Regions from separate parts of the Homo sapiens genome. Here region 1 is linked to region 2. A link is an interaction called in ENCODE POLR2A ChIA-PET data of the cell type or tissue named here. Cell type or tissue: Panc1. All regions are shown on one strand. Each heading gives the region's core, and the rest is flanking DNA. Links, peaks and the distances in the headings are about the cores only.

What was found. ChIA-PET counts read pairs that join two places held together with the same protein. Peaks named below come from ENCODE experiments on the same cell type or tissue, not always from the same donor. Only the 100,000 strongest peaks of a DNase experiment are listed, where the experiment ranks them.
Region 1: POLR2A ChIA-PET joins it to region 2 with 5 read pairs; 4 of 35 experiments call an interaction of 5 or more read pairs at or near these places.

Annotation. Positions count from the first base shown.
Region 1 is chr7:99,185,167-99,201,504 of GRCh38, forward strand. It overlaps KPNA7 (karyopherin subunit alpha 7), which reads right to left. Exons shown (of 11, transcript NM_001145715.3): 4 at 10,918-11,000; 5 at 9,904-10,172; 6 at 7,853-7,935; 7 at 3,134-3,397. Among named protein-coding and RNA genes, the nearest start is that of KPNA7, 15 kb to the right of the region's middle. RefSeq lists a silencer at 5,540-5,834. In Panc1, for the core only: no CTCF peak of the experiment used is centred there; no DNase peak of the experiment used is centred there; H3K27ac peaks cover 370 bases.
Region 2 is chr7:99,100,712-99,117,049 of GRCh38, forward strand. All of the region lies in intron 1 of SMURF1 (SMAD specific E3 ubiquitin protein ligase 1), which reads right to left. Among named protein-coding and RNA genes, the nearest start is that of SMURF1, 35 kb to the right of the region's middle. RefSeq lists enhancers at 1,811-3,010, 8,156-8,658, 11,210-11,279. In Panc1, for the core only: no CTCF peak of the experiment used is centred there; no DNase peak of the experiment used is centred there; H3K4me3 peaks cover 579 bases; H3K27ac peaks cover 4,418 bases.

The DNA.
Region 1 (16,338 bases), core at 2,040-10,039, 81 kb after region 2:
AAGAGCAAGGCTAGAAGTCTAAGTATTTCAAGTCTATCCCAGGAGAAGGCAACAATCACACCAAGTTCTGTTCTCTCCCAAACATTGTCATGCTATAGCCGATGGTTGTCTGACAGCCTGTGAACAGGAATTGTATCTGTGATCATTATTCAATTCATCCATGGCCTTTTAATTTATTTTTTATTTATTTATTTATAAAGAGACAGGGTCTTTACTGTTACCCAGGCTGGAATGCAGTGGCATGATCATAGCTCACTGCAGCCTTCAACTCTTGGGCTCAAGTGATCCTCCTCCCCCAGCCTCCCAAGTATCTGGGACTATACGGATGTGCCACCATGCCCGGCTAATTTTTAAGTTTTTTGTAGAGACGGGGGTCTTGCTATGTTGTCCAGGCTGGTCTCAAGTGATCCTGCCTTGGCTTTCCAAAGTGCTGGGATTACAATCATGAGCCACTGTGCCTGGCCCATGGATGTTTAAAGGTGACTTAAAGGAACTTTCTGGCTTCCCACTTGTTTGGCTCAAGTGGGACAGAAATACCCAAGAAATACCTTTATCGAGAAATGCTGTTGGACTTTTCATATGCTTTCAGTTTCATCATCAAATGCTAAATTGACGATAGTGTTTTGTTTGTTTGTTTGTTTTTTGAGACAAGGTCTTGCTGTCACCCAGACTGGAGTATAGTGGTACGATTTTGGTTGTCACTGCAACCTCTGCCTCCTGGGTTCAAGCAATTCTCCTGCCTCAGCCTCCTGAGAAGCTGGGATTACAGGTGTGCACCACCATGCCTGGCTAATTTTTGTATCTTTTGTAGAGACAAGGTTTCACCATGTTGCCCAGGCTTGTCTTGAACTCCTGACCTCAAGTGATCTGCCTACCTCGGCCTCCCAAAGTGCTGGGATTATAGGCATGAGCTACTGCGCCCAGTGACTATACTCTTTATCGTATAATGACTGAATTAGTATTTATCAGTGTCAAGCGTGTTGCATATTTAATTGGAGATAATGAGATCTCAATGCCATTTCCTGGTGTGATTGGGAAGCCCTTCATAATGGCTCAGAAGATCCCCAGGACAGGTCTACGATTGGGCTCAAAACAACAACTCTCCTACAATAGCTGACTATGGCTTTATTCAGATTTCTCTGTACTGTAGTGGCAGCCCCAGTAAAGCCCAGCAACAGTTCTAGAATTTTCCTAGCCTATTAGGCTACTTACCTGATACCAAAGTGAGAGGTAGAAGTGTACTTCAGGCCAGTCATGGCCTTACCAGGGCAGCTCCAAATAGGCCCCAGAACCCGGGGGTAAGCAACTTCTTAGAGAATTTACTTCTCCACTTTGGGAGGCCGAGGCGGATGGATCACTTGAGTCCAGGAGTTTGAGACCAGCCTGGCCAACATGGGGAAACACCGTCTCTACTAAAAATACAAAAATTAGCTGGGTGTGGTGGTGCACACCTGTAGTCCCAGCTACTTGGGAGGCTGAGGCAGGAAAATTTCTTGAACCCAGGAGACAGAGGTTGCAGGGAGCCAAGATTGTATCACCACACTCCGGCCTTGGCAACAGAGTGAGACTTTGTCAAAAAACAACAACAACAACAACAAAAATGGCTTGTCTTATCTCATACTCTCCATGCCCCTAGCACTATCCCGAAACCAACTCAACATCTGAGAAGTCCTATGCTAATCTCAAAATAGATGATCACTAAGGCTGCAGAATATGCAATATTAGGTAAAATATTAAGAAAATAAAGAGCAGGCAGCATAGAGACATCTTCAATATAATGCACCCACATTTCAAAGCAGTATATGATGTAGGTGACATGTTTAATAACATAGCAAAGCGGCAGGGCATAGTGGCTCATGCCTGTAACCCCAGCACTTTGGGAGGCTGAGGTGGGCAGATCACCTGAGGTCAAGAGTTCAGGACCAGCCTGGCCAACCTGGTGAAACCCTGTCTCTACTAAAAATACAAAAATTAGCTGGGCGTGATGGTAGTGGGTGCCTGTGATCCCAGCTACTCAGGAGGCTGAGGCAAGAGAATTGCTTGAAGTCGGGAGGTGGAGGTTGCAGTGAGCCAAGATTGTACCACTGCACTCCAGCCTGGATGACAGAGAGACTCCGTCTCACACACAAAAAAAATAATAACCTAGAAAAGCAATTAGTAATGGTTTTACTTGCTTTCTGCCTATATCTGAGCTAGTCTAAGAGAACAAACTGGGGAGAGGATAATGGGTTGTTTTTTTTTTTAATCCCCAGTCTCACTGTCACTCTGGCTGGAGTACAGTGTGCCATCACAGCTCACTGCATCCTCAAACTTCTGGGCTCAATAAATTCTCCCAACTCTGCCTCCCCAGTAGCTGAGACTACAGGTATGCACCACCACACCCAGCTAATTTTTTTTTTTTTTTTTTGAGATGGAATGTCACTGTCACCCAGGCTGGAGAGCAGTGGCACGATCTCAGCTCACTGCAACCTCCACCTCCTGGGTTCAAGGAATTCTCCTGCCTCAGCCTCCCGAGTAGCTGGAATTACAGCTGTGCGCCATCACACTCAGTTAATTCTTTGGTGTTTTACAAATAAATTTTTGTATTTTTGTATTTTTACAGCTGTGAGCCACCGTGCCCGGCCTTTTTTTTTAAAAAAAAAAAAAAAAAAAAAAAAAAAAAAAAAAAACCCACTAGGATTTGACATCAAAATAGATTCAAGCTTTTGGCCACAGAGTAGCAAAGATGGGCAGGCACAGTGGCTCACACCTCTAATCCCAGTCGTTTGGGAGGCCGAGGCAGGAGGATCACCTGAGGTCAGGAGTTCGAGACTAGCCTGGCCAACATGGTAAAACCCTGTCCCTACTAAAAATACAAAATGAGCCGGGCGTGGTCGTTGGCATCTATAATCCCAGCTACCCAGGAGGCTGAGATAGGAGAATCGCTTGAACCTGGGAGGCAGAGGTTGCAATGAGCTGAGATTGTGCCACTGCATTCCAGCCTGGGTGACAGAGCAAGACTCTGTCTCAAAAAAAAAAAAAAAAAAAAAAAAGCAAAGACCAGGGAAATGCAGATGACAAACCTTGCCCCAGAACCTGCTAAAGTGACTATGACCCGAGGACTCGAATCCACAGGGCCCAGGATTGCATTTACCAAGACATTGAGTTCTGAGCTGGTCATGAGCACTACCAGCCTGGGCAGGACCCCCGTGTTAACCACTTGGCCGATGCGCTTGTTGGAGCCGTCGGTGAGGTAGGACAGTGCCCAGCAGGCATCCGAGAGAACCTCACTGTCCTGGTGCTGCAGGAGGTGAAGGAGGGCCGGCAGTATCTGCTTCACCGCAGTGTCGCAAGGGTATGGGTTCTTGTTTCGGCACAGATTCGACAAGGTCCACGTGATGTTCCGCAGAAATGTGATCTGTAACAAGGAGACTGCCTCCAGCATTGGGTGCAAAGGAGAGAAAATGCAAACAGCAGTGTGTTCTTACCATTTCCAATCAATACCATAGATCAGCATGAACCAGAGCTTTTTAAAATTTTATTTATTATTTTCAGACAGCCTTGCTCTGTCACCCAGGCTGGAGTGCAGTGATGCAATCTTGGCTCACTGCAACCTCTGCCTCCTGGATTCAAGTGATTCTCCTCCCTCAGCCTCCTGAGTAGCTGGGATTACAGGTGCCCGCCACCACACACGCCCAGCTAATTTTTGTATTTTTAGTAGAGATGGGGTTTCACCATGTTGCCCAGACTGGTCTTGAACTCCTGGCCTCAAGTGATCTGCCGGCCTCAGCCTCCCAACGTGCTGGGATTACAGGGGTGAGCCATTGTGCCCGACTGAACGAGAGCTTTTGAACTTCAAATAGAAATGTGTTCTAGGCAGTGATGTGTATTAGGGACACAGAACGAGGTTCGTATTTCACATTCCAATGTTAGATGGAGGTTTCCTTTGTCTTTCAAAATGTCCTTTCCCATTTGATTGATGACCTAATTTCATTTTTCACTGACAACAAGATCAAGCAGGAGTTACTTGGTCTTCCCACTGGTCTAAAACACTACTGGCATGTCATCCCCAGATTTCTAATCTTCTAATTGAGAATCAGTCTTCCTACTCTGCCTCTGGATCCCATCCCTTTTGGCCTTTTATTATTAGTTTTAGTTTTAGTAGAGACAGGGGTCTTGCTATGTTGCCCAGTCTGGACTTCAACTCCTGGGCTCAAGTGATCTGCCTACCTCCACCTCCCAAAGTGATGACAGGCCTGAGTCACCACACCTGGCCCTTACTTTTTGCCTTTAAAGATTCCGCCCAGAATCATCCCTGCCCCCAAATCACTCCCACCAGTAAGGAAACATACCCTGGGACTGTCAGCCCCTCCCCTTCTGCCCCTTTCAGCCATCATCACACTTCTGTCTTTCAGAGTCTACCCTCAGAGAGGCATCTATATTCACTGTCTACCTCCCAGATTCCCAATTGTTGGGGTTTTTTGTTTGTTTGTTGAGACAGGGTCTCACTCTGTTGCCCAGGCTGCAGTGCAGTGCCGTGATCATAGCTCACTACAGCCTCAACCTCCCAGGCCCAAGTGATCCTCCTACTTCTGCCTCCTGAGTAGCTGTGGCTAGACATGCTTTTTGTAGAGGAAAGTCTTGCTATGTTGCCCAGGCTGGTCTCAAACTCCTGGGCTCAAGGGATCCTCCTGCCTCGGCCTCCCAAAATGCTGGGATTACAGACATAAGCGCCTGGCCTCCAGTTGTTCTTCAGGCCATTCTAGTCATGTTTCTAACCCTTCTTTGGGGTTAGGGATGGGAATCAGCTCCTTCCAAGTCACCAAACACAGCAGCTGCTTCTTGGTCCTAAAGTTACTGTCCCTCTCAGCTGTGGTTAGTAGTCAGCCCTTTCTTTTTGAAGGAGCTCTCGGCTGGGCGTGGTGGCTCACACCTGTAACCCCAACACTTTGGGAGGCCGAGGCAGGTGGATCATGAGGTCAGGGGTTCAAGACCAGCCTGGCCAAGATGGTGAAACCCCGTCTCTACTAAAAACACAAAAATTAGCCAGGCGGGGTGGCATGTGCCTGTAATCCCAGCTACTCGGGAGGCTGAAGCAGAAGAATCGCTTGAACCCAGGAGGCGGAGGTTGCAGTGAGCTGAGATTGCACCACTGCACTCCAGCCTGGTGACAGAGCAAGACTCTGTCTCAAAAAAAAAAAAAAGCAGAAAAAAAAGCAGAAAAAAAAGAAAGAGCTCTTCTTGGCAACTGTGACACCAAACCTGGTTTTCTATGGCCAAATTAGCTGTTTCTACTTAGTCTTTTTGGCAGGCTCTGCCTGAATTTAGAACCTTAGAGCCCACAGGACTGGGTCTCAGGCTCTCCTCACACTCTAGGTCAGGGGTTGAAAACTTTTTCGGTAAAGGGCCAGATCTTAAACATTTTTAGCCTGTGGCTTCTGTGGCAACAACAACTGTCCTTGTAGACCAGACAGTATGTAAATGAGTGTGGCTGCATGCCAGTAAAACTTTTTTTTTTTTTTTGGGGGGAGACAGGGTCTCACTCCATCACCCAGGCTGGAGTGCAGTGGTGCAATCACAGCTCACTGCAGCCTCAAACTCAAGCGATCCTCTCGCCTTGCCTTCCCAAGTAGCTGGGACTACAGACACGTGCCACCATGCCCAGCTTGATAAAACTATTTACAAAGCAAGCGGCCAGCCAGGTCATGTTTGTGACCCCTGGCCCCAGCTGACCTTGCCTGGCTGGGTGACATATACACATATGTCACCTAGCAAGGTACATCTGTCAATCCGACTCTGCTGCAATGGTGTCTCCAACTCGCCTCAACTTCATGCCTGCAACACAAGCTCCAATTTCTTTTTTTCCTGCACTTTTCCCCTTTCTCTAGGAAGACAATCATCTGAACAATCTAACCTGAAACCTAGGGGCATCCTGGCTTCTTGCTGTCTCCCTTTCACGTCTAGAATGGCTATGTCCCAGACCCACCTGCTTCACCATCTCCCTCTGCTATACAATTTTTTTTTTTTTTTTGAGATGGAGTCTTGCTCTGTCACCAGGCTGGAGTACAGTGGCACAATCTCGGCTCACTGCAACCTCCACCTCCCAGGTTCAAGAGATTCTCCTGCCTCAGCCTCCTGAGTAGCTGGGAGTACAGGTGCGTGCCACCACACCCAGCTAATTTTTGTAATTTTAGGAGACGGGGTTTCACCGTGTTGGCCAGGATGGTCTTGATCTCTTGACCTCGTGATCTGCCCACCTCGGCCTCCCAAAGTGCTACCGCATCCGGCCTCTCTCTGCTATATAATTCTACGGCAGGCAACCAGAAGGGCCTTTCTGAAAGATCAGACCACTCTACTCCCTTGCCTCAAAATCCTCCAAAGCCTCCCTGCTGCTAGCAGGAAGATGTCTAAGCCCTTTTCCTGCTTGCCATCTTAAGTGTTCTCTACTTAAACTCTCTCGGTCATGGCTAGTCTTTTATTGGTTCAACCATGTCAGATTTTTCTCCCATCTTGAAGAGTTTTGAGACAGAGTCTTGCTCTGTTGCCCAGGCTGGGGCACAGTGGCGCAACCTTGGCTCACTGCAACCTTCGCCTCCCAGGTTCAATCAATTCTCCTGCCTCAGCCTCCCAAGTAGCTGGGACTACAGGAACGTGCCACCATGCCTGGCTAGTTTCTGTATTTTTAGTAGAGATAGGATTTCGCCATATTAGTCAGGCTGGTCTCAAACTCCTGACCTCAGGTGATCCACCCGCCTCAGCTTCCCAAATTGTTGGGATTACAGGTGTGAGCCACGGTTCCCAGATGAAGGTTTTGAACATAGTCCTCTGGCTGCTCTTCATTTTTGTTTGAGGCAAATCGAGAACCCAGTTCCTAAACCAGAAGTCCTCTTCAATCAATAACCACAAATCAACCAACCTTGACTCTAAGCCTCAAAAGAAGAGCCTGTTCCCCATGAACAGAACTGGTGAGACATTAACCCATTTATGCCAGAGGTTGCAAATTTTTTTGTGTGAAAAATCAGACCTTGGTAATGACCATGAGCAGTAGGATATAAATAACTCCCACAGGCTTAGTGTTCCAATAATGGAACACCAGGCATATATGCTAAACTGTGACCCTAGAATGGAGATTTCAGTCATCTATTTTGCAAGATGGCAAGCTTGTAGGCCTCTTCCAATGCCGCAAAGAGAAGGATCAGTGCTACTGGCCCCTAAAGACAGAGCTGAGTCAATCTTTACCTAAAATGATACTCAGTCCTAAGCCTTGCTATTATTAGTTTATTTAGAGACAGAGTCTCAACCTGTCACCCAGGCTGGAGTGCAGTGGTGTGATCTTGGCTCTCTGCAGCCTCCCTCTCCTGGGCTCAAGCAATCCTTCCACCTCAGCCTCCTGAGTAGCTGAGACTACAGGTGTACGCTACCATGCTCAGCTAATTTTTTTATTTTTAGAAGCATGGTCTCACTATGTTGCCCAGGCTGGTTTTGAACTCTTGGTGTCAAGTGATCCTTCTGTCTTGGCCTAGCAAGCACTGGAATCACAGACATGAGCCACCATGCCCAGTCTTGAGCCTTGTTTATGAGGTTCTAAGAGGCCAGGCAGCAGCCACATGATCTAGCATTGGATTTGGAAGTATGTCCCAATTTCCCAACATTAGAATTTGTTACCTAACGAGGTTCTCTCTCATTTAAAGACATCCACTTGGCCTGGTACTGTGGCTCACGTCCATAATCCCAGAACTTTGAGAGGTAGGAGGATTGCTTGAAGCCAGGAGTTCAAGACCAGCCTGGGCAGAATGGTGAGGCTCCATCTCTATTAAGATTATTTTAAAATTTTAATTTAAAAAAAAAAAAAGAGAAAGAAAAAGACACTTACCGGCAGGGTGGGTGAAATCAAGGCTAGGAGATGTGGGATGGCATTGCTTGTGATGACGTTATCTCTGAACTCTGGGCCATCACCTACAAATAGAGCAGAATGTGACATTTAGAGAGAGAACAAAGACAATCCTGAAGTGGGTGACTAATTTTTTAAGAGTGTGCAAAGGGCAAGAGACAAAAACTCATTCCCGGGTTTAGCAAGTAGGTAGTAGAGCCACGTACTAAATTCTGGAAGTCTGGCATGGCTGGTGGGTGGACAGTCCTGATGTAACAGGCAGGCATCACACAGCAGCAACTGCTAGAAGCAGAGCCAGCCAACTCAGCCAAGGTGGGCTGTTGGCATCTCACAGCATGGTTCTCAGGAAGACGAAGGCTGGTCCAGACCAAGTTGTCTTCCCAGAAGACCTTGGCACAGGGCAGTAACTTCCAATGCAACTCAGAACAAAGTCTGGGGATCTGCAGGTGCTGGTGACCAGCCATCAGCTACCTTAGCTAGGATAACAATTTTAGACCCTAGAAGTCTATTTGTATTTGTCAACCATCAAAGGCAAGTCATCACATTGTACCATCCAGTCTTGCCTACTTTACTGCACCAAGCAAAATGAGAGACAACTTCTCTAATAGGCACTTTTTCCTCCTGCAGCCTTTTATTTTTTTTTTTTGGCGGGGGAGGGGGATACAGGATCTCACTCTATTGCCCTGGCTGGAGTGCAGTGGTGCAATCATAGCTCACTGCAGCCTCGACCTCCAGAACTCAAGCAATTGTCCCACCGTAGCCTCCTGAGTAGCTGGGACTATAGGCATACACCACTATGCCTGGTGAATATTTTTATTTTTTGTAGAGATAAGTTCTCACTACATTGCCCAGGCTGGTCTCAAACTCCTGGGCTCAAGCCATCCTCCCACCTCTGCCTCCTAAAGTGCTGAGATTAAAGGCATGAGTCACTACGCCAAGCCTCTGCAAGCTTTTGTTTTCTTTTAGCAGTTATTTTATATTCTGTTTGCTAATTCCAATATGTGGAGTCCTTGGAGGTCTAATCATACTGTTTCTGCTGACTCAGTCACGGGAGTTATTGCTTCTCTGAACTTGAAAATGCTAATAGTCGGCTGATCTTAATTTGTCAAAATCCTGAGGGACCTAATTGAGTTTTCCCTAGAAAGTCACTGGATTGATGTCAGCCAAGAATCTGGGGGCTTCCGACCCTACAGCACTAATTCACTAGACCATGCAGGAAAGAGCATCGATTGCCACATTCAGAAAGGTAGTCTGAGGATTCCACTTTCAGGGAAGGCTTGTTAGCCCAAACCAAGGAGTTTTTTTTTGTTGTTGTTGTTTTGTTTTTGTTTTTGGCACGTTCCCTTAGCAACTTCCACTGAAGGCAGAGTCCTTCTGGGGTCCCGAGTTATGTAAGGGTCTATCATAAACTCCCACACTGCATAAGCCAAAGACTTGTTCTTGAAGCCACGAAGCCCTGAGGCTGTAGGACCTTAGTGTTGGCAGATGTCTCTAGTTAGCCTGTGGCTTCAGTATACACTGTATCATCCTGTTTCAGCTTCAATATTTGGCCTCTAAACTTGGATTTGAGGGCTTTTGGTGTTTTGAGACAGAATCTCCCTCTGTTGCCCACACTGGAGTACAGTGGCGTTATCTTGGTTCACTGCAACTTCCTCCTCCCAGGTTCAAGCGATTCTCCTGCCTCAGCCTCCCGAGTAGCTGGGACTACAGGGCATGCACCACCATGCCTGGCTAATTTTTGTATATTTAGTAGAGACGGGGTTTCACCATGTTGGCCAGGCTGGTCTTGAACTCCTGACCTCAAGTGATCCGTCCGCCTTGGCCTCCCAACATGCTGGGATTACAGACGTGAGCCACCGTGCCTGGCCTGGCTTTGAGTTTGGAAACAGCTCATTGTACCCTTGCCAGCACTTCTAGGTATTTACATGGCAAAGTGTTCTGGGACATCGAGTATACCCCACCACCCAAAGAAACCTTATAGTATCCCACACACCTGGCCCCGTTTTCTTAGCCCACTAAGGGGAGAGTCTCACCGGCTATATTACCAAGAGCCCACACTGCCTGTTCACACACAGCCACGTTGGAGGAAGACAGGAGCTCAATCAAGGGCTGGATGGCTCCCCCTTCTACCACGGCACGAGTCTGCTCCGAAGTCCCTGAAGCGATGTTGGTCAGGGCCCAGGCAGCCTCAAACTGCAAGCAGGGGTAAAGTGATGACTTCAGGAACTCCACCATCCTGGGAATGAGGCCCGCTTCAATGACCAGTTTCAGAGGGGGGTTCTTTTCCTGGGATAGCATTTTCCTATGCAATGAAAGAGAGGGCAGGGGAGGGGGAGGTCAAGTGAGAGAGGTATTAAGGACCTCCTTTTAGGCCAGGTGCGGTGGCTCACACCTGTAATCTCAGCACTTTGGGAGACCAAGGCGGGCAGATCACTTGAGGTCGCAAGGTCAGGAGTTCGAGACCAGCCTGGCCAACATGGTGAAACCCCGTCCCATCTCTACTAAGAATATAAAAATTAGCTGGGTGTGGTGGTGCACACCTGTAATCTCAGCTTCTCTGGAGGCTTGAGGCAGGAGAATCACTTGAACCCAGTAGGCGGAGGTTGCAGTGAGCTAAGATCATACCATTGCACTCCAGCCTGGGTGACAGAGTGAGACTCCATCTCAAAAGAGAAAAAAAGAACCTCCTTTTATACATAAGCCACATAGCTGGGCCGGAGCTACTTAAGATCCTAGTGTTCAACCGATAGCATTTTTCGGTATTAAATCAACATTTTCCCCTTTAAGGTGTTATCTACAAGATGAAATTTCTGTAGAGGCCAATGTAAATTAAGCAATTCATCTCTGACAACACATCGAAGCTTTTAAATTGCCCTCAAGGACAGTGTAGAATAGCAATTTCGTCTTTTAGATGGGCTAGCCTTTTCCTGTGTTTTACGGGCATGTTGCCAATGCCAAGAAACCAAATAGGCCACCGGCGCTCCAGCCATCACTGACGCTCATTGCTAACTATGAACCTGCAACAGCAGAAGTCTGTTTGGAGATACCTGGCTGTCTGGGTGGCCTGGAAACATAGGACTGGATCTGAGCTATTCACACCTTTGATTATTTCACCCAGAGTGAGGCTGACCTGCAAGAAGAGACACATTCAGGTCAGACTGTCTGCCAAAATGAGCTGTAAACATCACCTACTCTAGCCATCATCCATCTGATTAAAACAGCCTGGCTTGAACAGGATGTCCCATCTTGCATGCTGTTCTATATTTGGGGAGGGGAGAATATAGTCCACAGATCTCACAGATCTGTGTGTTCCTTCCCATGCTTAGGGGAGAAGTAATTCCTATCATTAGTTGGATCCCAAGAACATTTTTATCCCGTGCAGTAAGAATGTGCTAGTGGATACAAAACAAAATGGCAGACTAAGGACATCCAAAAAATTCTCTCCTCCACATAGGCAAAGAGAAAACTGACAAAAATAGAATCAACTTTTTCAGCACTGTAGAAATTGACCAAAGGCTTGCGGCCAATTGTTTTATTCAAGCCAGGAAGTGTTTATCCAAGAAAGACAGCTGAATCTCAGTAAGTAGCATGAGAGCTTTGTGGCATTTTGACTTGCCCTATTCCCACCCACCCTCAGCTCCATGGTAACCCTGAAAACCAACAGTCCACAATCATTGTGAAAAACCAACAGCCTCCCAACCACCAGAAGAGGCAAAATAGGTAGGTCCTCCTTTGGAGCCTCATTCCCAGAAAATTATTATTTGATCTGTCTGGTCATTCCCTGAAAGATCCCACTTACAGACTATTTTGACTCAGAGCTTAGTCAGTATGAAAAGGCTTTTCCCTAAGAATGTTCATTGAAAACAGAGGAAGTTGTTTAACTTCACAGCTACCTGAGAGGTTGAATAAGAGTTGGGATAAACAACAGGCTAACAAAAAAACTTGAAAGGGAATGTCATGTATAGGGCTATGCATATGCTTAAAAACAACAACAACAACAACAACAACAACAACAAAACTAAGACCCTCAGCTCTTCCCTCTCACTGACTTTGAAGCTCTGTGCAAACAGGAAGTGAAGGCTTACGTCAGAATTGTCAACTGCCTGGCTGAGTGGTGAACGCATGCCCCCAACACAGAGCTTCTTGGCAAAAATTGAGTGTTCTTTTCTTCGTGGTTCGAAGTGTTAAAATAAGTCTCTAATTATTAGTTGACCACTGAGCAAACCAAGCAGACACTGCAGCAGCCACACATCACAAAAAAATACAGATTTTAGATAATTAGCTCAAACTACTAAACGAGCACACCCAGCAACAACAGCAAACCCTGGGGCAATGGAAAATCTGATTTCTAGAGTTGTCACACTATTTTAAATGACTAGTTTTCAACAAAGATTGTGAGACAAGCAAAGAAAGTGTGACACACACATATACATATATATGTGAAAAAAGCAATCAATAGCAATAGTCCCTGAGGAGACCAGATGTTGAACTAGACAAAGATTTTAAATATAGTCAAAGAACTAAACCATGACTAAAGAACTAAAGTGCAACAATGCTGTCACACTAAATAGAGAATATCAGTGAACAGATATCAGTTATTGGAAGGAGCCAGATACAAATTCTGGAATTGGAGAATACAATAACTGAAACAAAAATTCACTAAAGGGGCTTAACAGCAGATTTAAGCAGACATAATAAAGCAGCAGTGAAGCTGAAGATAGGTTAATTGGAATTATCCAGTCTGAGGAAGATAACACACACAAGAGAGACTGAAGATGAAAATTGACAGATCTTTAGAGATCTGTGGGACATCATCAAGGATACCAACAAATGCAGAATAGGAAGGAGAAGAGGGAAAGAGGCAGAAAGTATATTTAAAGAGATAATGGCCAAAGAAATTCCCAAATCCAATAGAATAATTAGTCTACACATCTGAAAAGTTCAATGAGCTCCAAACGGAATAAATCCCAAGATCCAGACATATTATAATCTAACTGTTGAAAGCCAAAACTACAGAATCAAAAACATTGAAACCAGCAAAAGAGAAGCAATTCATGTACAAAGCCTCAATAAGATTAACAGCTGATTTCTTATCAGAAAGCATCAAGGCCAAAAAGCTGAGGTGCAGTGAGCCAAGATTGCAGCATTGCACTCCAGCCTGGGTGATAAGAGTAAAACTCCATCTCAAAAAAAACAACAACAAAAAAACTTTACCAACTTTACAAAAAAAAATTCTCACTCATTCTTAGAGGCTAGTATTACTCTGATACCAAACCAAGGATATTACAAGAAAAGTATAAGCTAATATCCCTTATAACTACTGATGCAAAAATTCAACAAAATAGGAGGAAACCAAATGCCTAAACGTATGAAACATATGGTCAACATATTGGTCATCATGATGAATTAGGATTTAACTCAGGAATTCAGGAGTGGTTTAACATGTGAAAAAAAATCAACATAGTACCCCGTATTAATAAAGGGGGGGGAACCCACATGATCATCTCAATGCAGAAAAAACATTTAATGAAATTCAACATACTTCCATAATAAAAAAAAACACTCAACAAACTGGAATAAAAGGAAACTTCTTCATTCTGATAAAGGCATCTACAAAAAACTCAGAGGTAGCCTCATACTTAATGGTGAAAGTCTAAAAGATTTCCCCCAAGATCAGGAATAAGACAAGGATATTGCTCTTTTCACTTTTATCCAACATGGCATTGGAAGTTCTAGATGCATTAATTAGGCAACAAATAAAGTGCACCCAGATTGGAAAGGAAGAAATAAAACTATTTGCAAGTGACTTAATCTTATATGTAGAAAATCCTAAGGAATTTACACCAAAAGCCTAGAGCTAATAAAATTCAGCTAGGTTGCAGAATTGATATACAAAAATTAATTGTATCTTTACATGCTAGCAGTGATCAAAAATCAAAATAAAGCAATTTAATTTACAACATAAAAAGAATAAAATGCTTAGTAATAAATTTATTGAAAGAAATCCAAGAGTTATATGCTGCAAACTGAAAAAAAAAAAAAAAAAAAAAAAGGACTGAAATGAAAAGGTATCCCATGTTCATGGACTGGAAGACTTAACATTGTTAAGATGGCAATACTCCAACCTTATAAATTCAATGACTCCATTCTATAGGTTCAATGCAATCTCCATGAAAATCGGAGCTGCCCTTATTGTAGAAATTGACAATCTGATTTTAAAATTCATATGGAAATACAAAGGGTCCAGAATAGCCAAAATTATATTGAAAAAAAGAACAAAGCTGGAAGACTCACTTCCCAATTTCGAAACTTACCACAAAGCTACAGTAATCAAACCTTTGTTTGATGACAAAGATAAACGTATAGATCAATGGAAGAGAACTGAGAGTCCACAAATGAACCCTCACATTCACGGTCAATTGATTTTTTTGACAAAGGTACCAAGACAATTCAATGGGTAGAAAATAGTCTCAAATAACTGTGCTGGTACAACTATGTATCACATGCAAAAGCACAAAGTTGGACTCCCATTCTCACCATTTACAAAAATTAACTCCAAACGGCTCAAAGGCCTAAAAGTAAGAGCTAAAATTATGAACTCTTAGAAAGAAATATAGGCACAAATCTTTGTGACCTTAGATTAGGCAATGAATTTTTAGATATGATACCTAAAACACAAACAACCAAGAAAATAAACTAGACTTCTTCAAAATTAAAAAATTTTATGCTTCCAAGGATACTATCAAGAAAGTGAAAAGACAACCCACAGAACAGAATATATTTGCAAGTCATATCTGCTAAGGTTTAATATCTAGAATATATAAAGAATTCTTACAACTCAATAAAAAATAATTTATTTGACTTAAAAATGGACAAAGGGCTGGAATTTTTTTTTTGGTGGGGGGACACAGTCTCGCTCTCTTACTCAGGCTGGAGTGCAGTGGCACAATCTCAGCTCACTGCTCAAGCTATTCTCCTGCTTCAGCCTTCCTAATAGCTGGGACTACAGGTGCATGCCACCACACCCAGCTAATTTTTATGTTTTTAGTAGAGACAGGGTTTCACCATGTTGGCCAGGATGGTCTTGAACTCCTGACCTCAAGTGATCCATCCGCCTCAGCCTCCTAATATGCTGGGATTATAGGCATGAGCCATCAGGCCTGGCTAATTTTCGTATTTTTCGTAGAGACGCGGTTTCACCATGTTGGCCAGGCTGGTCTCGAACTCCTCAGCTCAAGTGATCCTCCTGCCTCAGCCTCCCAATGTGTTGGGATTACAGGCATGAGCCACCATGCCCGGCATCTGCTTTTGTCATCACATTGCTCTTCTTATAAGAATCATCGAATGCCAGGCCCACCCAGATAATCCAGTATCACCTCTCTATCTCAAAATCCTTAATTTAATCACATATGCTACATCCCTTTCCTCATAGAGTAATATTCACAGGTTTGGGGACTAGAAGATGCAGACACTTGGGGTGCCACGATACAGCCTACCACAAAGAGTGAAACAGGCTTAGTTCATAACCCAGTTATTCTCAGTGGAACTGAAGACACCCTTCCACACAAAAACTTGTACACAGATGTTAATAACAGCATTCATCATAACAACCAAAAAGTGGAAACAACCCAAAGTCCCCCAATTAATAAATAAACAAGGCCAGACACGGTGGCTCACACCTGTAATCCCAGCACTTTAGGAGGCCAAGGCAGGCAAATTGCTTGAGGTCAGGAGTTCGAGACCAGCCTGAACAACATGGTGAAACCCCATCTCTACTAAAATATAAAATTAGCAGGTGATGCATGCCTGTAATCCTAGCTACTCGGGAGGCTGAGGCAGGAGAATGGCTTGATCCCGGGAGACAAAAGTTGCAGTGAGCCGAGATTGTGCCATTGCATTCCAGCCTGGGTGACAGAGTGAGACTCCATCTTATAAACAAATAAATGGATAAACAAAATGTGGTCTCTCCATATAACAGATTATCATTCTGCCCAAAAGGAATGAAGTATTGATATATGCTACAACATGGATGAACTTTGAAAACATAAAAGCTCAACACAAAAGCTCACATGTTTATATGATTGCATTTCTAGGGAATGTCTAGAACAGGTCATTCCAGAGAGGCAGAAAGTAGACTAGTGTTTGCAGAGACGGTGGGGGATGAGGAATGGGGAGTGACTCCTGAATGACTGGAGTTTCTATTTGAGGTGATGAATAGGTTCTGGAATTAGCTAGTGGCAATGGTTGCACAACTTTGTGACTATGCTAGAAACCACTGATTAGGCACTTAAAGAGTGAATTTTGATGTGAATTATACCTTCATTTCTTTAAAAAATATGCTAATATGCCAAGCACAGTGGCTCATGCCTGTAAACCCAGCACTTCGGGAGGCTGAGGCAGACAGATCACAAGGTCAGGAGGTTGAGACCATTCGGGCTAACATGGTAAAAAACCGTCTCTACTAAAAA
Region 2 (16,338 bases), core at 5,603-13,602:
TCATAGCTTATAAGTTAATACTGGAAACATTCTATCAACAGTCAAACTGAGACTTAAAACAGAAGACTAGAGAAGGAAGATTTCATGATGTGAAGTGAAGAGATGAAATTTAGACATATACATCTTACAAAGCAACAAGAATATTCAGAGTCAAAGAGAGATACAATAATTCTTACCAAATTTTAAATCCAAAGCCGAGAAAGAGTGTTTCAGAGATAAGCAAGGTGGAGAAAAGAACACTATACATAATGAAGTGATTTTGAGACTTTTCTTAAATGGAGGAAAAGGTGACCAATTTTTAAATGCATTCGATAAGTTTTCCAGCCATCTCTTCATTTTAGAACTGAATCCAGTTTTCTGGGAGGCTACCAATGAACTTGGTTCTTGATAAGGAACAAAACTATTATTAAGTTCTGAAGAAATATGGGGGGGTAGGGAATAGTGAAAGGAATGTCCCATCCCCGGCCTGGGCAACATGGCAAAATCCCATCTCTACAAAAAAATACAGAAATTAGCTGGGTGCAGTGGTGTGTGCCTGTAGTCCCAGCTACTCAGGAGGCTGAGGTGGGAGGATCACTTGAGCCCAGGAGCTCGAGGCTGTAGTGAGCTATGATTGCACCACTGCACTCCAGCATGGGTGATAGAACAAGACCCTGTCTCAAAAAGAACAACAACAAAAAAGAATGTTCCATTCATGTAACATGCAGTTTCTACTAATTTTAAAACTGAGCTACAGTGTTCCTGGCTCATATTTGGAGCAGAGATTTAAACAGCAAAAAAATACCCTACCAGAGACATGCACAATTAAATTTCAAACTGAAACACAATAAATAGATTTAATTTATTGCCCAATGTGTAATCACTTTTCGTAAATGGAGGTGGGAATTCCACATCTAAAGGTCTAGACATTTTAATCTCACCCTCAAGGGAAAAAAATGATACACACGGCCGGGCATGGTGGCTCACGCCTGTAATCCCAGCACTTCGGGAGGCCGAGGCAGGCGGATCGCCTGAGGTCAGGAGTTGGAAACCAGCCTGGCCACTGTAGTGAAACCCCATCTCTACTGAAAACACAAAAATTAGCCAGGCGTGGTGGTGTGCGCCTGTAAGCTATTGGGAAGGCTGAGGCAGGAGAATCATTTGAACAGGGAGGCGGAGGTTGCAGTGAGCCGAGATTGTGCCATTGCACTCCAGCCTGGGCGACAGAGCACGACCACGTCTCAAAAAAAAAAAAAAAGATACATACAAAACAAGGGAATAATTTCATTTTTCTTATTTTGCATTTCCATGTCTAGGCACATTCAAAGACTTTTAATGTGATATTATGATGCACATTTGAAATTTTCAAAGACAAGGCATTGTATATTGGCTACCCTTTTATATGGGCATACTAGGATTACACATTTTGATTCCACTTAAATTTGTACTATATATAAAAGATAGGTAAAATAGGATCCTATACATAGTAACATGGAATTTTTATATTTTTATACATTCTAAAATCTCCCTAATATTATGATGAAATTATTTCAATATTTTGTTGTTCTTTGTACATATTAATATCCTACGCATCTGTCTCTAAAGAGTTTTGAAAGAGAATTTATCCACTCAATAGTTAAAATGGTTAAAATGGCAAATTTTATAATGTGTATTTTGCCAAATTTACAAAATGAATAACTGAATATACCCAAAACCACTGATATTTACACTTTAAAGGGGCAAATTATATGGTATGTGAATTCTATCTTAATATAGCTGTTTAAAAAAACTTACAGAGCCCTCTTCCAGAAAAGCTGCCTTGTCAACACTTTGATTACTCATTATGTGAAAATACAAATATTGTTGATTCTGTGTCAAACGGATGATTCAGAAGAGATGGACACTGACTGTGAAGAAATGTTAAGAATTCCTTAATCTATTTTTCTTATACTTTTAAATTATGTATATACAAGAATAACACATGCAAAAAATCTATACTTAAATAAGTGGCTCTTTCAATGTTATAAGTAAAGGTTATAGATAATTAGAAAGCATCAACATTATTTGATTCATAGCATTTTTTCTCTTTTGGTGGTGCACGTAATTGTAAATCTTACAACTGCATTTTTTTGGTTTTTTTGTTTTTTTGTTTTTGAGACACAGTCTCACTCCGTCACCCAGGCTGGAGTACAGCAGTGCGTCTCCAGGGCTCAAGCGATCCTCCCACCTCAGCCTCCCAAGTAGCTGAGACCACAGGTGCGTGCCATCATGCCTGGCTTATTTTTCTATCTTTAGGGGAAATAGGTTCTCACTATGTTGCCCAGGCTGGTTTCAAACTCCTGAGTCAAGCGATCCACCCACCTCAGCCTCCCAAAGTACTGAGATTACACGTATGAGCCACCACACCCGGTTACAATCAATTTTTTTTCTTTTTTGGTGGCACATGTAATTGTACATCTTACAATCAATGTGGTTTCAGATTCTGAGTTGAGACTTAGCAAAAAGGAGGAAGAAATAGAGACATGGAGCTTCTAATCTCTAAACACCTATGTATACACCACTCCCAGCACTGTATACATACGCCTGTGTTCATACACATGTGGCCCTTTTCCTAAGCCTCCTGTGAAATCAAACACATTTTCATTCCAATAAAGCAATTTCTGGAAAGTTATAAAAGACACCGGGGAAAGGTATTTAAAATGAATACCATTTTGCTAATTAACTGTGTTTACTATTACAATTACTAAAATAAATGTACTCCCCTTATGTGACGGTATGACAAAGCAGGAATCTGATGGACATATTATGTCAATTACTCATTTGAATCCATGACTCAGAGTATTTTAAATATACATATGGAAACCAGAGTCTTTTCATAACCAGACTCTACAAACAAGAAATGTGTGCCAAGACGTGACAAACACAATCTTAAAAAGCTTCACAGATTTAAATCTTCCATTTAAAGCACAACTTATTTTATCAATGCTTTTATGTAATCCCCAAAATACAGCAACACTGAGTTTAAAATTCCAAAGATGTTTTCTGGTTTCAATGATGGAAATTGCTTGTCCTGTCTACAATAAACACACACAGTAGGACACAAAACTTCAAAGAGAAAATTCATATATTGATGGAGACAATTTTTGAAATTTTCTTGTCATATATGAAAAGCAATTTGTGATGGATATCTCCGGGCCACAACTTTTTTTTTTTTTTTTTTGAGATGGAGTCTCAGTCTGTCACCCAGGCTAGAATGCAGTGGTGCGATCTCAGCTCACTGCAGCCTCTGCCTCCCGGGTTCAAGCAATTCTCGTGCCTCAGCCTCCCAAGGGATTACATGCGTGCGTCACCACGCCTGGGTAATTTTTGTATTTTTAGTAGAGATGGGGTTTCACAATGTTGGCCAGGCTGGTCTAGAACTCCTGACCTCAAGTGATCCGCCTGCCTCGGCCTCCCAAAGTGCTGCGATTATGGGCATGAACCATGGTGCCCCGCCGGGACACATAACTTTTCAACTGGAAGAAAAGTATTCTAAAACGTTATATTTTTACAATAACTTAAGAATCATTTTGGTCACTATAGAGGTAACATATGCTCATAGAAATCAGAAGAAATAAATAGTAATAAAAGTATCCATGATCTCACTACCCAGCTATAACTGCTATTACTACTTTTTCCTCTAGAGCCTTTCTGTCTTTATCAGGGAAAGGACAGTGAAATGGCTAAGTGCCTGGTTCTGGAGCCTCACTCCCAGGTTGAAACCCCCCTCTTCCACTTACTAACCCACGTGATCTTGGGCAAGAGTCAAAATCTCTATGCATCATCTGTAAAATAGGAATAGTAGTAATACCTACTTGATCGGATTTTTAATGTAATTATCCTGCCCATACGGTTTTGCTACCTGCCACTGTCACTTAATAGAATGTGTGAACGGTTTCCATGTCATTAGATATTCTCACATAAAATGTTTAAGGGCTGCAATTATTCCGATACATGGCTGTTCCATAATGTATTAAGATCCCTAGTGCTAGGCATTTAAACTGCTTCCAATTTTCTGCTATTATACAACAAGCAGTTATATGAGGAGAGTAGGAATGATTGGAAGCTGGGGATCCCACATTACAGTGGCAATGACAGCAATAGGGGCTTCACGCAGACCAGGCTGTTTGCCTATGACCAGGATGCTGGTTTCCTGGTCACCCAAGCTACCTTGCTTCTTGCTTTTTCCCAAGTTTGGTGCCCAGCCACTGGCTCTTCTAGGCGCTCCTAGCAGCCTTCCAATTAATTTTCTTAAGCCTAAATGAGCCAAAGTCAGTTTCTGTTGCCTGTAACCAAAACACCCTTCTGATAGAAAAGATAATCATTCTCTTCTATATATATCCCATTAATTTCAAAATGGACTCAACAAGAACCTGTGATACACACACAGGTGTACACATGCACATGCACGTGAATAAGCTACACAACCAACCTTCACAATCTGCCACATCCCAAGAAGCAGCCAGTGAAACTAGACAGCTACAATGCAAAGCGCAAATTCTCTCTGAAAGAAAGACATTTTTATCACAACGAAAATTCCACTGTGAGAGTCTTCATGCACTTACGAGCTTGAGATGCTATACTTTCACTAATGCAAAATTATATAGAATACATAAGCTACAGAAAGGCTAATCTTTCTCGAAGGAAAAAAAATCAATTACACATTATACCCAAACACAAACACTAAAACAACAACCACTACTACTAATTACTAACAATTACACACTACTCTATACTATATGCCAGGTACTGTTGTAAACCCTTTTCATGTTAATCTTCTAATCTAATTCTTGAAATTAATCTATCATAGGGACTAGTCTTATCCCATGTTATAGGTGAGAAAACTGAGGCATCAGAGAGACTGAGTAGCTTTGCCCAAGATAACACAGCTATTAAAGATTTGAACCCAGGCAATCTAGCTTCAAATCTATGTTCTTTACCACCATATATACTGTTTCTTGATTTTTCTCTTATAATGACAGATTTTTGCATTCTACTCATATATTAAATTTTGGCTGTGTGTGTCACAGAGGGGCCTAAACGGCCAGAGGATATTTATCACACAGTTGGATGAAGACTCTCTATATCGCCTATCCCACTAAGACTACAATTCCAGTCCACAGAGTGACTATCATTCCCCTTCTCCCAACACATTTTGCCAAGTGCTATTCTACTTCCAAGCCTTTGCTCAATCTATTTGCATTACTTAAAATGCCCTCCCAATCCGTCATCCCTTTGCCTATTTCCAACCAATCATGCCAGGCCAAGTTCACATGCCACATCCTACACAAACCTTCCTCAAATCCCTCCAGCTGGAATCAATCTGCCTCTCTCCATACTTCTGTGATTCTCTTCACCATTCCATCTTTCCCTTCCCAATGTAAAATTCTACAAAGCAGGGACTACATCTGGTCAATTCTCCCTTTTTATTTGATATCCTCTATAGTACAGAAAAAGGTTATTGCCAAAAGTAGTTGTTCAATCAACAACTACTGAAGTTAAGAACATTGGGGTGTTAAAGCCTTCTCTGCCAAAATGCAACCCCAAGGAGGCAAACTGGAAAATATCAAAGATTGAGAAAAATTCACCCTATCATGAAACTACTATAAGCCCCCCTGTAAACCTATATCTAAAAACCTATCATTAAGATACACTGTGGTTTGTGAAATTTCAGCATTTATTCCAGTAGGTCCTTTTATGGTCTGAATGTGCACACTGTGTGAAATGAAGGAGGAAATTTTTTGGGAAACTATTTAAAATATTTGGTAAATACTGGGAACACAAGGTCACATGAACTACAAGGAAAAGGCCTGAAACTCGCTAGTACTTTCATAAGCAGTGTGGGTGCTAACTGCAAGCAAGTCAGACAGGTGGCCAGCCTCTGTCTTTAACAATTCCATTGTTGCCGGGAGCAGTGGTGTATGCCTGTAATCCCAACCGCTCAGGAGGCAGAGGCAGGATCGCTTGAGCCTGGGAGTTCAAATCCAGCCTGGGCAATATAGCGAGACCTTGTCTCTTGAAAAAACAGAAAAGAGAATTCCAGTGCCTTCTCCGACCTCTTTTTTTCCCCCTTCAGTTGGTTTTTCCCAAGTGATTTAAGGATTGAATCAAAGCTAAGCAGCTCTTTGCTTGTTTCGTTAGCAGCTCATGACTGCATTAATCACAGGCACTACTGCGGTGAAGATGAAATATTCCTTTTGCATTTTCCCCAAGTAAGTGTGGAAAGATGTAGGAAGAAATCCAAAGGTAGTTATAATTATTAACCAGATGGAAATAACACATCGTAGATTCTGTGATGTTTTTGGTAAAAGTACATTCATGTGTCACCAGAAGGAACAAGATTGAACAAAGATGACTCACTGCCCTTAGCACCTGCATAGCAGACGTAGAGAGTTCCCATCACCTCTGTAGCAAGGGTGTGAAATTGAAATCTACCCTCATTAATTCTTCTGCCACTACAAAGGACCCTCACCATGGGGAGCCTCTTATAGAAAGCATTCTTTTCTGGAAAACTTTGTATATTTCAAAATAACTTAAAGAATATAAGTGGATTATTTGTAACTCAAAGGATAAATGCTTCAGGGGATGGATACTCCATTCTCCACAATGTGCTTATTTCACATTGCCTGCCTGTATCAAAACATCTCATGTACCTCATAAATATATACACCTACTATGTACCCACAAAAATTTTAAAAGATAATAAAATTTTTGTAATTGTCACCAAAAACAAACGAACAAAAAAGACACTGACATTAAGATATTTCTGATTGGGCTTCATTGATTCCTTAAGATCCAGACTCATGAGGAGCTCCTAGAAATCGCTCGGACCTAACACAACTGACAAATGGGAAACAACCATTCTTGAACACAGAGAAAGTTGAGCGTCAACCTCCAGCCATTCTCACTGCAAACGATCTTTCTGTCCTATTTGCAGGGTTACCCTGCACTAAACAGCATACAGTTACAGGAAGCAAGAAATATTAAGCTCCTCCCAGGCTTCTCGGAGCCAGTCCCAGGGTGGTATTAAGTGGCATTCCCGGAGAAAAGAAGTTGCTCTTAATGCAACCTCACACGTGATCGATCTTTTGACCATTAGTAACACCACCAGCATATGGAGACATCTTATTGTTCACCTAAACAGCCAGCCTGTTGGCATATATACACACCTGACCCAGAAACTAGGTGACAAGTATCCCAAACGTGTGAAAAGCATGGAAAGTGAAGTTGCTGACCTAATTTGCCTATGTGAGAACCCTTTCAAAAGTCATTCTTCTTAAAATCTCATTTATAACAGACATCTCTGAACTCACAAGTTTAAGAAAATCCCTTGAAAGTATGCAAAAACCACGAACAGAACAAACCTCATCACACTGTAATGAAATTCACAACCTACTCACAACATAAAGAACACTTGGCCATTGTTGCTGTGCAGAGCCTTAACAACTGGTCCATACCAGGCATTCCCTGTTACGCCCTTGCACTAAAGACTTGCAATTTTGTTTTGATACGGAGTCTCGCTCTGTCGCCCAGGCTGGAGTGCAGTGGCGCGATCTTGGCTCACTGCAACCTCCGCCACCTGGGTTCAAGCAATTCTCAGCCAGGCATGGTGGCTCACGCTTGTAATCCCAGCACTTTGGGAGGCCGAGGCGGGCAGATTACCTAAGGTCAGGGGTTCAAGACCAGCCTGGCAAATATGGTGAAACCCCGTCTCTACTAAAAATACAAAAAAATTAACCGAGCGTGGTGGTGCATGCCTGTAATCCTAGCTACTGGGGAGGCTGAGGCAGGAGGATCGCTTGAACCCAGGAGGTGAAGGTTGCAGTGAGCCAAGATCGCACCACTGCACTCCAGCCTGGGCAATAGAGAGAAACTCTGTCTCAAAAAAAAAAAAAAAAAAAAAAAAGAAAGAAAGAAAGAAAAAAAGAAAAGGACACAGGAGCATTGCCCATTAGATGAGCAGAGCATTTTCCAGAGCCATTTCTTCAATTCCATCACTAGACACACAGCTGCAAGCCTAAAGTAATATGCACACTTTAAATCAAGGAAGAAGTTTAGTAAGAAGGCTCTTAGTAACCTTCTGAGCATAACAGAATGGAATTCAGTATTGACAAGAGTAACAAATTTGTGGCGTGACCGGAAATTTGGAAGAGGTTGAGTTTTCCTAATATGATATTAAGCTAATGCATCGTGTTGAAAGTCATTCTGTACACCCAGAAGTGACATGTTAAGGGAATAGCATGATTCCTGATGTGCAGTTATTTACCCACGTTCTTTCCTCTCCAAGCCTACTCTGCTATACTCTCTCTATAACGCTGGGGCTAGAGTTTCACCAACTTACCTAGGTTTTCCAGACCCCTGTTGACTGACTCCCTGTTAACTTCTGCCAACAGGAAGTCCTAGAGAGAGGATGGAAGATGACAGGAGAGAAAAAGGGACTTCCTTCCTAGTTTCCTATTTCTGTCAGTATGCCACCAGCAGCAGCAGATGGTGGTTCCAGCCCCCATCTTCCGTTGTCACTCTTAGTGCCAGCCTCGCCACACCCCCTCACAGACACCGGCAAGCCGCAGGGCTTAGCCCCAGGTTGTCCTCAGGCTATACTGTGTTCACTCCCTCACTGGCTGGCTCCCAAACGCTGACCAGATGGGAGCCCTCTCAGTTGACTTGGCACCCACCAGGTCACAAACCCTCCCTAGGGGTTCAAACACTCACTGAGCTGCACCCACACCCTCAAACATCTGTACAGCAGTTCTGCAGTGCCTCTCTCGGAGGCCTGGAGACCAGCCCCACAGGAGCCCTGCACCAAGCTCCAAAACTGTGGTAACACCATCTCTTATTTTTCCCCAGCCCTGGAAGTGACAGTGTCTGCACTATCCTAGTACCCCATTTCCTTTGTATTTTGTCAGCCTTTGAACTCGTATATAACCCAATCCTCATATTCAATCTCTTCCATCTGAAATGCCTGGAGTAGTTTGTTTTTCTGACTGGACTCTGAGTGAGTCACCAAAGATAACGAAAAAGCATTTGATAAAATTCGACATCCAAGTATGATTTTTTTAAACTTAATACAAGAAAAAGATATAAATGTTTTCTCCACATGATAAAATATACATATTTCAATTCAAAAGCTAATATCTCGCTTCATGGACAAACATTAAGACACATTTCCATCAAAGCCAAGAGCAAACAAGGACATCCCTCAAACCAGCAACACATAGTACATAGTACACAGACTCCTTTGTACTGTAGAAGAGTGTTGGGATGCACTAATGACTCAACAGAATAAGAAAAAGAGCTAGAAATAAAAAATGAGGTCCTGAAACATTGTTCATTGATATGATTATCAGGAAAATATACTGAAAAACTATTATAAAGAATAAGAATAATTCAGTAAGATAACTGGGAACACAATTAGAATACTGAAAACAACAACCTTTGTATCTACAGGCAATCTTAGTTCACAGATGTGGTAAAGATCTCATTTAAAGCAACAGTGAAAAAAGATAAAATTCCTAGAAATAAACTTTAGAAATAAAACCATATGAAGAAAGTTTTATATATGAAGGGTTGAACAAATGGAGAAACATAACAAGTTCTTGGATAAAAAGATGCAACATAAAATCAGTTCTTTCCAAATTAATCTAGGAATTTAACACAATCCTGTGAAAATATTTATGGAATTTTTCTTGGGGAAGAATCAGGGAACTAGATATCAAGAGCTAGCTCACAGGAAATAAACATAAACAGCCCGTGAATATATGAAAGGACCCTCAACCTCACTCAAGAGAGATGCAGATTAAACCTACAATAAGATGCCATCTCTCACCTATCAGACTGGCAAAAATCCAAGTTTGACAATCTATTGAAAAGATGATGCAGAAACAGACTGGAACAAATGCAAAATGTTACAACACCTACGTAGGGAAGTCCAGCCATATCTATCATATCTTTTTAAATGCATGTGCCGTTTAACTCAGCAATCTTACTCTGGCAATGTCGTCCATAGACAAACTGGCACATGTAAAGAAATGACATGCATGGGGCTACTTAGCACATCACTGAGGAACAAAGGCCTGGAAAAAGCCGAAGTGATCCAGCAACACAGTACTGACTGAGTAAATTCTGGTAAATACACAGCCATGAAAAAGGATGAGAGCGGTCCCCAGGAAAATAGTACATGACAAAAACAATACACAAGTGGTAGACATAGGGTGCCGCCTTTTGTGTAAAAAGGGAGTTAACAAGTATTTTAGCATTTGCTTGTATTTGCATGTTGAGAACCATGGAAGGATCAATAAGAAACTAATAAAATAGCTACCAACTGCAGGTGCAAGACTTACTGAGTACTCCTTTTTATAGCACTTTGATTTTTGAACCAGTTCAATATATTACCCTAGTCAAGAGGTAGTGGTAATAACTAATAAATAAATTTTAAAGGCCAAGAATAATGGAATAAAGGTCAATGATACAAAAAGGCAGTTCAGTGGAAAACCAAATACGAATGACACCTAAAAAGATGTTTATCCAAAATCATAAGAGAAAAACCAATAAACCAAAAAGAGATGGCATGTATCCATCAATTTGTGAAGATCAAGAAATTTGATACTAAGTAGTGTTGATGATGGTATAGAGAAACAGCCACTCTCAGACATTGCTGGTAGGCATATAAACTAAAATAATCTCTATGAAGAGCTATTTAGCAAATTTCAATTTAAATTAATTTTAAATAAATTTATTTTCTTTATAAATTACCCAGTCTATGGTATTCTGTTATGGCACCAGACAATGGACTAAGACAGTAGAGAACACCAAGTCTGTCACTCTATTAAAAACAATGAATAACTGGCAAAAACTGCCAGAATCAACTGTTTCAGAACACTGGGAAATAATCAAAAGCTTACTACAAGCAAGGGAACACCTAATACAAAATAAACAGCTAAGAGAGAGTCATGGAATTTTAATTTACCCTGGTCCCATCCACTCCCCAGTTCAGCAGCAGCCTTGAAGGCAACAGCTAACATTCCAGTACAGGTACCTAGTACCACAGGGAGCAGAACATATCTTATTCTCAAAGAATTGTGGTTGACTGATTTGACCTGTCTAGTGGCTCCCTGAAGAACTGGCTCAAAGGATATGCCTGTCTTTTGCCTAACTCAGAACTCTCCCAGGGCTAAGGTAGATATCAAGGGTAGAAGTGTGGGAGTGGTAGAGGTCTACAGGGGAGGAGAGGTGGGGTGTAGGGGCATGCATTTGTTGAAAACATTTAATGTACTCATTGCTATTACCTGGGGCAAGAGACAAACAATGGACTAATGTAAACACTTGGGAGGAAAGGCTAAGGAATGAGATACTTTAGGGAATATGGGCTTCATTTGAAGAGCTCCTACATATTTTTGTGAATCAAGAAAGTCACATGCATGCCACAACTGGGTGCATGCTCAGAAAAGACCTAAGAGGGCCCTAAGCTCCTACCTCTGGCTGACTTTCAGGATCTTTGCAAACAGGAAGTAAAAACTAAGACAGAGTTGTAAAATGCCTGGCTGCACCTTGAAGGCGTGCCTCACAACATACACACAGCCCATCTGCAAAGACTGGGGGGTTTCTGTTGTTGTTGTTGTCATTCCAGACGTGTAAATAAATCTCTAGTGATTCATCAGCTGACCACTAAGCTAGTGGAAGAGAGGCCTCTGTGGCCACACATGACAAAGGATACAGACTTCACAAAATTAGTTCAGAAAAGTCCTAAATGAACAAGGCATAGCTATAACAAGCAGCAACAATCCACAGGGAGGGGGAGCATCTCATTTCCTAAGTTACCACATTATAATATACAAAAAATCCAGTTTGGAACAAAAAAATTACAAGACATAAACAAAAAACTATGGCCTATACCCAGAAAAAAGAAATTAACAGAAATTGCCCCTGAGGAAGCCTAGTCACTGGACTTACTAGACAAAGACTATTTAAATCAATGGTCCTAAATATGCTTGAAGAGCTAAAAACAAAAACAAAAGCCAGGTCTAAAGAACTAATGGAAACCATGAGAACAGTGTCTCAACAAATACAGAATATCAACAAAGTGACAAAAATTATAAAAAAGCAATCAAATAAAAATTCTGGGTTTGAAAAGTACAATAATGTAAATTAAAAATTCACGAGAGGCTCAACAGCAGATTTGAACAGGTAAAAAATGAAGTCATGAGAATAGATAAACCTGAGAATAGGTAACTTGAGGTTTTCTGGCTTGATGAACAGAAATAAAAAAAAATTTTTTTTAAATAAAGAGAGTCTAAGAAGTCTGTGGAATACCATCTGGCATAACATAAGCATAATAGGAATCCCAGAATGAGAGAAGAGAAAGGAGCAGGAAAATTATTTTTAAAAATAATGACTGCAAGTGTCCCAAACTTGATGAAAAACATGAATCTACACATTCAAGAAGCTAAACAAACTTTTAAGTAAGATAAATTCAAAGGGATACACACAGGAACACATTATAATCAAATTGTTATATGACAAAGACAAAGAGAGAATCCTGAAAACAGCAAGAGAGAAACAACTAATCATGTAGAAGGCATCCTCAATAAAAGTCACATCTGACATCGCATCAGAAACCATAGAGCCAAAGGCAATGGAATTATATATTCAAATTACTAAAAGAAAAGCATTGTCAACCAAAAATTCTATATGTGCCAGAACTATCCTTCAAATACAAAGGAGAAATGAAGACATTACAAAGCTAAAAACCAAGAAAGTTTGTAGATAGTAAACCTGCTCTACAAGAAATGCTGAGGGGAGTCTTTCAAGCTGAAACAAAAGAACATTAGACGGCTGGGAGCGGTGGCTCACACCTGTAATCCCAGCACTTTGGGAGTCCAAGGCGGGCAGATCACAAGGTCAGGAGATCGAGATCATCCTGGCTAACACGGTGAAACCCTGTCACTACTAAAAATACAAAACAGTAGCTGGGTGTGGTGGCGGGGCCTGTGGTCCCAGCTACTTAGGAGGCTGAGGCAGGAGAATGGCGTGAACCCGGGAGGCGGAGCTTGCAGTGAGCCGAGATCATGCCACTGCACTCCAGCCTGGGTGACAAAGTGAGACTCCGTCTAAAAAAAAAAAAAAAAAAAAAAAAAAAAGAACATTAGACAGTAACCTGAGAAATAAAGAACACTAATAAAGGAAAATATATAGGCAAATTTAAAAAAGGAATAGTAATGTTATTTTTGGCTTGTAACTCTTCTTTTTAAAATATGATTTAACAGATGGCTGCATAAAAATTATTACAAATACACACTGATGAGCACATAATGTATAAAGATATAATCTGTGACAATAACAAGATAAAGTGGTGGACAGAACTATATAAGAGCAAAGTTTTTATATATCATTGAAACTAAGTTGGTATTAAGTTAAACTAGATTGTTATAAATTAAGATGTTAATTGTAAACCACGGGGCAACCACTAAGAAAATACTATTTAAATTTGTACTAAAGGGAATTAAAATAATACACTAGAAAATATTTACTTAACATAAACAGGAGATTACTTTTAGATCCAATTACACAAATAGGTTGAAAATAGAAGGATAGAAAAGGATAACCCATGCAAACAGTAACCAACTGCAGTGGCTATATTAATATCGGATAAAACAGACTTTAAGACAAAAATTGTTATAAGGGACAAAGAAAAACCTTATATAATGATAAAAGAGTCAAACCATCAAGAAGATACAACAATTATAAGCATATATGAACCTAACAATAGAGCCCCAAATATATGAGGAAAAAAACTAACAAAATTGAGGGAGAAATAGCTCTACAATAATTGTTGGAGACAGCAATACTCCATTTTCAATAACAACAGAACAACTAAACAGAAGATCAACAAGAAAACAGAAGACTTAAAAAATACTATAAAGCAACTATACCTAACGGACATATACAGGACAGTTTACCCAACAGTAGCAGAAAGTGTATTCTTCTCAAGCACATGTGGAACATTCTTTAGGATACATATTAGGCCACAAAACAAGTCTTAATAAATTTTAAAAGAATGAAGTAATACACAGTATCTTCTGCATCCATACTGGAATAAAATTAGAAATCAATAACAGAAGAAAATTTGGAATTTACAAAAATGTGAACTTATACACTGTTAATCAATAGGTCAAGAAAAAAATGACAAGAGAAATTAGAAAATACTTTGAGAAGAATGAGAATGAAAATACAACATATCAAAATGTGTGGCATATAACAAAAGCAGTGAAGAGAACAAAATTCATAGCTATAAATGCATATATTGAAATAGGAAGACCTGAAATCAATAACCTAAACTTCCATCTCAAGGAATTAGAAAAAGAACAGCAAATTCAACCCAAAGCAAGCAGAAGAAAGGAAATATTAAAGATTAGAGCACAGATAAGTGAAATAGAGAATAAAGCAGCAATACAGAGAATTAAGAAAATCAAAAGTTGGTTCTTTGAAAAGATCAATAAAACTAACAAATCTTTAGATAGACTGACCAAGGAAAAAGGAGAGAAGATTTCAATCACTAGAAATAAAAAAATGAAAGTGGGGACACGGGCCAGTGCAGTGGCTCATGTCTGTAATCCCAGCACTTTGCGAGGCTGAAGCGAGTGGATCACCTGAGCTCAGGAGTTTTGAGACTAGCCTGACAACACAGTGAAACCCTGTCTCTACAAAAAAGACAAAAATTAGCTGGGTGTGGTGACACACACCTGTAATCCCAGCTACTTGGGAGGCTGAGGTGCGGGGATCACTTGAGCCTGGGTGGCTGAAGCTGCAGTGAGCTGAGATCATACCACTGACAGAGTGAGACCCTGTCTTGAAAGAAAGAGAGAGAAAGAGAAACTAGGGACACTACTACTCAACTTAAAAAAAAATACTATGAATAATTGTATGCCAACAAATTAGGTAACCCAGATGAAATGGACAAATTCTTAGAAATATGCATACTACAAAAACTGACTCAACACAAAAATTAAAAATTTTTTAAAGACTCAAGAAGAAAGAGCAAAATGAATAGACCTATAACAAACAGATTAATTCAATAACCAAAAGAACTTCCAAAAAGAAAAACTCTAAGACCAGATGGCTTCACTGGTGAGCTTTACCATAAACATTTTTTTTTTTAAATTAACAAAACCCCTTCATAAATTCTTCCAAAAATAAAAGAAGAGGAGCCATTTCCTAACTCATTCTGTGAGGCCAGTATCACCCAGATACCAAAGTCAGACAAAGATGTTACAGACCAATATCCTTTATGAGTACAGATGCAAATAATCCTCAACGAAATATGCACAAATTTAACATAGAGCATATTAAAAGGATTATACACCATGATCAAGGGATTTATCCCAGGAATGCAAGGGTTCAACATACAAAAATCAATCAATGTAATATGCCATGTTAATCGAATAAAGGGGGAAAACCACAATATCATCCAAATTGATGCAGAACATTTTTTTTGACAGATTCCAACATTCATGATAAAAATATCAACATCCTTGGAATAGAAACTCCCTCAACTAGATAAGGGACATCTATGAAAAACCCACTGCTTAACATCATATTTACTGGTGAAAGACCAAATGGCTTCCCCACTAATAACAGGAACAAGACTAGACTGCAATTGCCAAATAAGGTATCTGGATTGGAATGGAAGAAGTAAAACTATCTCTATTGAAAAATGACATAATCTTATATATAGAAAACCCTAAAGAATCCACACAAAAGCTGTTAGTGCTAATGAATAAGCTCTGCAGAACTGCAAAATACAAGATCAACATACTAAAATCAGCTGTATTTCAATATACCAGCAATGACAATCCAAAAATGAAATTCAGAAGAGAATTCCATCTACATTAGCATCAAAGAGAATAAAATACTTAGAAATAAACTTAACCAAAAAAATACAAGACTCATACACTGAAAATTACATTATTGAAAGAAACTGAAGACTTAGACATCCTGTGTTCACAGACTTAATAATATGAAGACATAATATTAGATGACAATATTCCTAAAATTAACCTACAGATTCAAAGCAATTTCTATCAAAGCCCCAAGTGCCTTTTTTATAGAAATGGATATGCTCATCCTAAAATTCATATAAAACTACAGGGGAGCCCAAATAGCAAAAACGATCTGGAAAAAGAACAAAGCTGGGGGACTCACACTTCCTATTTTAAAACTTACTACAAAGCAATAGTAATCAAAACAGTGTGGTACTGGCATAAGGAGAGACATTATAGATCAACAGGATACAATTGAGAGTCCAGAAATAAAGCCATATATTTA